2 separate regions of the Homo sapiens genome follow, and region 2 is linked to region 1. Evidence: chromatin loops called from intact Hi-C (ENCODE). Cell type or tissue: psoas muscle. All regions are shown on one strand.

Evidence for each region. A loop is a pair of places that touch in the nucleus more often than their neighbours do. Peaks named below come from ENCODE experiments on the same cell type or tissue, not always from the same donor. Only the 100,000 strongest peaks of a DNase experiment are listed, where the experiment ranks them.
Region 2: a loop joins it to region 1, with 2.4 times the contacts of the local background. A loop is called at or near these places in 2 of 110 quality-filtered maps.

Annotation. Positions count from the first base shown.
Region 1 is chr9:91,273,604-91,276,103 of GRCh38, reverse strand. The region is part of intron 6 of AUH (AU RNA binding methylglutaconyl-CoA hydratase); the gene reads left to right. Among named protein-coding and RNA genes, the nearest start is that of AUH, 87 kb to the left of the region's middle. In psoas muscle, no CTCF peak of the experiment used is centred here; no DNase peak of the experiment used is centred here; H3K27ac peaks cover 326 bases.
Region 2 is chr9:91,333,523-91,336,022 of GRCh38, reverse strand. The region is part of intron 3 of AUH (AU RNA binding methylglutaconyl-CoA hydratase); the gene reads left to right. Among named protein-coding and RNA genes, the nearest start is that of AUH, 27 kb to the left of the region's middle. In psoas muscle, no CTCF peak of the experiment used is centred here; no DNase peak of the experiment used is centred here.

The DNA.
Region 1 (2,500 bases):
ATGTACCCCATTAGCTTATGGGGTACGTAAAGGAAATTTGTATTTGATATTGGCTCTGGTTATTACTTTTGTCCTTCCATGGACAATCACTTAAAACCTTTAATGCATGAAGCTGTATTTTAGAAAGCTATTTTGGTACTAGTCTCAAAGGATAGATTGCTCTATCTTTCCCACCCTAATGAAACTAGGTCACTGGCATTTGGCACATCTCCATGATGTGAGATTTGATGTTCAGATGTGCTGTCTAGAAATGATAATGCATTGTCAGCAAGACCACTTTTCATTTCATCAACATAATTTCCACTGCCCTGGAATCAATTTATTCCTTGACCTGTTAATAATTACACTTGATCACTAGCATTTCAGTGGCAGAGAAAGCCTCTGGAAATGGCCATAGTCATCCTTTTGGGTGATAAGTTATGGGATTTCTGTTCGGCTTGGAGATTTGGCCTGTTGAAGTGGTTGACATTTTATGAAAACAAAGGAGCAAACTTTTACCTGATGCCGTGTTAAGATTCACTCTGTCAAGTGGTTGAGAACACTTATTTAATTATCTAACTGTACTTTTGCATTACCTTTTTTTATGGCCAACTTTAAACATGCCTAGGGAAGTTCCCGTTCTATTCCCAGCCAGAAGCAAGTGTTTGAAAAATGAGAAATCACCATAGAGCTCCTCTAAGATTAATTTTTCACAGGTCCAAGAATGCCTAATATTTAAAATGAGCTACTTTGAAATCAGTCATGTATCACATCAGTGTTTCAAAAAGAGATTGAGAAAATATGGGCTGTTACAAAACCACTAACCTCACCTGTTGCTCCGTGGTGATTTGGAGCCCTGGAGCAGGGCTGCCTGGATCTGAAACTTTGCTCTGTGGCCTTTTGGGAAAGTGACTTGCCTCTCTGTGTTTCTGTCCTAATCCTTAAGTGCAAGAGTGGTCATGCATATTTTATAGTGGCATTGGGAGGATGACAGGAATGAATACATGTAGAAGGCTTTGAAAGGGTTCTGGTAGATCACCACCCAGTGTGTGTTGTACTAGTCATCATTGTTACTGTAACTTAATGTGTTTTAGTGTTAATGGATGTCCTTTTTTCTCTTTTGCTATCCCAGCCCCTTCCTTGCCTAATTGTTACTCTCTTCTGTGTGGTTAGGAGCAACTAGTTCAGTTTAATTTCCCTTAGAGAGCAAGTTTCAGATATAGCATCATTTTGAACTACTAAGGAAGTTTAATTCTCCTAGGATTGGTCATATAGCCTTCTTTAGCAAAATTGAACAGGAACCTTAGGTGAAGCTTGGTTAGCCAGGTTTATGGATCTGGGGCCTTTTCTATGCTTTAATTTTATATATTTGACTGTTTAGTAGATGTTTATCTTCCTTATCTGAAGTTCACTTTCATCTTGTTGTTGTTAACCTACATAAAGATTTATTTAATGTGGATTAAGTCCTCTGTTATTTAGAAATATAAATTGAGTTGCCAATCTGATATTTACTTTCTCAATTTTTATACACTTGACTTTGCAGTTATACATTTTTTGCTAATTATTCATAAGGCTTACAACTACTACTAGTAATTCAACAGAAAATAAGTACTGTATTGTAAAATCCTAAAGGATTTGAGTTTTTAATTCAAGTATATTAAGAACACATCCTTAGGTATTGAAATAAGAACCTTATAACATCCTGTCATCTTCCAGTTTGCAGTTTCACCTCTTTGCTAGTGCTGATGAGGTCATTGATGTGTCATCATAACACTCTGAGTGCCAGTAGGGAAGGAACTGTTTCATTTGATTGACTACTGTATTAACAGTATCTAGCCCATTGCTCATTACATGATAGGTGCTTAGTAAATATTTGTTAAATGAAATAAAATGATTTTCTCTATATTTTGTATTTTCTAGGATTTTTAGGAGGCATACCCAGAAAATAGGCTTATATATTTTTTTTGGATTTGTTTCTGCTAATAATCAGTATGCTTTGCACGTTTGTATTCTGTTTCCATTTCTTTTGTTGCTGTAGTTTGCTTTTCAATAGGCACAGTTTCAGTACCTGTTTCCCTGCCCTACATAACACCTTGAGAGAGACCTTCTCTTGTGTGCCCGTTATTTTTAATCCTTAGACTCAAAAGAACAGATTGTCTTTCTTAAATTCAAATATACCTGGTCAGCCCTTTTCCACCTCTGAGAAGAGAGAAAAGAAAGTATATTAAGATTCTGGAATTATTTGTGTTTTATGGCTGTGCAGAATTAAAGTGGCAAAAATTGTTCGTCAAAGAGCTCAGATCCTTTTAAGATGCAAACCACTGAATTTGTTTGTCAGTGATTGCTCTGGAACTGGAGGTATCCCCCTGCCAATGCCTGGTTTGGGGGCCACTGTGTAATTATTTTTTACTGATTTGCCTCATGAATGTACACATATGCATGTTATTTTTGATGCCTTAAAAACATCTGTTATAAAGACAGAGGGTTTTAAATACTTCAATTTGGTACCTTTATTTTGAGC
Region 2 (2,500 bases), 60 kb before region 1:
TCCTGGTCTACTGAGGGTTAATGTAATATACCTTTGTGGACATTCATCCACAGTGGTTGATGGCTAGGCATTCGTTTCAGGCACACATGGACTATTTATGAAAATTAGCCATCTGCTAGGCCATAAAACCTCCACAGATTTCAGAGGACAGCTATCATCAGACCACATTCTGTCACCACAGGCAGTTGTTAGAAGTCATTAACAAAAAACGTAATTAGAAAAAGTCCCCTACATTGGGAAATTTAAGATAACTTCTAAATAACTTACAGCTCAGCAAATGAATCTTAATGGAAATTAGAAAGCATTCAGAACTAAATGCTAACAAAAAATACTTTAAAAATTGTATAAGATAGCTAAGGTTGGACTTCAGGAAAGAAAAAAGGCTGAAAATGAATAAACTAAGCATGTACCTTAAGTGAAAAAATAACTGCAGAATAACCCAAATAGGGTAGATGAAAGGAAATGAAGTGAGCATAAACTAATGACATGGAAAACACATTAAGTAGTAAGGATAATAGAGCCTAGAGCTGCTTCTTTGAAAAGCCAAATAGTCAGACTTTTGGCAAGATTAATTGTGAGTGAGGGAAAAAATACACAATATTCAGATTGGAAAAGGGAGCCATAGATATAAATTCCACAGAGATTAAACTGGTAAGATAATGTTAAGAATGTGCAATAAAGTCAAGATTTTAGGTGGAATAGATAAATTACTAGAAAATAAAAATTAACCAAAACTGACTTAAGAAATAGAAAACTAGTAATACCAGAGCAATGTGGAAATTGAAGCATCAGTTAAAGATCTTTCCACACAGAAAGCACCGGGCCACAATGACTTCAGAAGAATGTTACATTTACACCTAAGCATTCATGGAGCAGATAATTCCAGTCTTTATATACTCTTTGAGAAAATAGAAAAAGAGAGTCTTTTCCAGCTCATTTTATGAAGCTAGGGTACCCCTGACAACCACCACGTAAGAGCAGCGGGAAAGAAAAACAGACTAGTTTCCTGGTCCTAGTTGGAGATATTCCAGGACTCAGGAGAATCCCCGCTTTATCCAGATTTGCTTGCAGGTTAAGATGTGGATTTAGCCACATGGAAATCATTGGTTATCTTGACCTGATTATTTGGCTTTATTGGAGAGAATAAAAGCCTGTTTGGAGTGGGATCAAGAGACCAGGGTGTTCGAATTGGCACCACATGTACAAAAATTGGAACGATTGAAATCATGACTTTAATCACTGCGTAATAACCCCCTACAATTTTGTGAAGCATTTCATCTTTTACTTCTGAGAAAAATGCAACTTAAAATTACCATTTCTCATTCACTAGATTGCCACAATTTAATAAGTGTATTAGGGTTCTCCAGATAAATAGTATCAATAGAAATATAAAAGATTTATTGTGAGGAATTGGCTCACGGGATTATGGAACTGAAATGTCCCACAGTCTACATCTGCAAGCTGGAGACCCAGGAAAGCTGGTGGTGTAATTCAGTCTGCGTCCAAAGGCCTGAGATTCATGGGAGCCAGTGTAAATCTAGTCCAAGGGCAGGGGAAGATGAGATGAGATGTCCCAACTCTAGCAGTGGGGCGGAAAATAGAGGCCAGTTCCTTCCTCCTTCACCTTTTGTTCTATTGAGGCCCTCAGGGAATTGGATGATGGCTACCCACATGGGAAGGGCTGCTTCTTTGCAGTTCACGAATTCAAATGCTAGTCATCCAGAAGGACCCTTACTGACGTACCAAGAAACTGTATTTTATCTGGGCACCCTGTGGCCCAGACAAGTAGACACATAAAGTGAGTCATCACAGCAAGTATGACAATGCCGTGTACTGGAGGCAGTGTGTGGATGTGCAGCCACTTTGCATTCCATATGACCTGGCAACTGACTTCTGACTGATGTGACTTAAAAACAGAGATCCCCTGGCTGGGGCTGGGATGTTTCTAGGCCTCAGGAGGTGCACACATCTGTCTAATACATAAAGGGTCTGTCTAATACATAACGTGTACCCTGTCATAAAACTCTTCAGGCTGAACTGGAGGTTCCAGTTCTCTTTCTCTTCATAGTTGCCTCTTCCACAATGGAAAGTTATTCCTGATCTTTGCTTTGTTGCTACAGGGAGGGGAAAAAAGCCTATGAATTGCCAAAAAAGAGGCCTTTAAAATATTAATGTTGAGAATTTCAGCTGAGATTCTTATTCTGGCAGTTTCTGGTTCTTTGCTTTCAACATAGTTTGAAGACAGTTTACTAGAATTGTTGGGAACTTGTTAGATGTTTCTTGATTACGATGTGATTTTTTCACCAGAGTGCTAAAGGAATGACATTGCTGTAGTAAACATCTTCCTTGTTTATGTGAAAAGGTTTTCTCAGCATGAGTAAAATTGATGGTAAATCCTGCCTCACTCTAGCAGTAAATAATACTCATTCATGAATATATGAAATAATGAGAGGAGGGAAGGTAGTCCCATCTATCTCATTGTGATGCATGTCTAATAAAA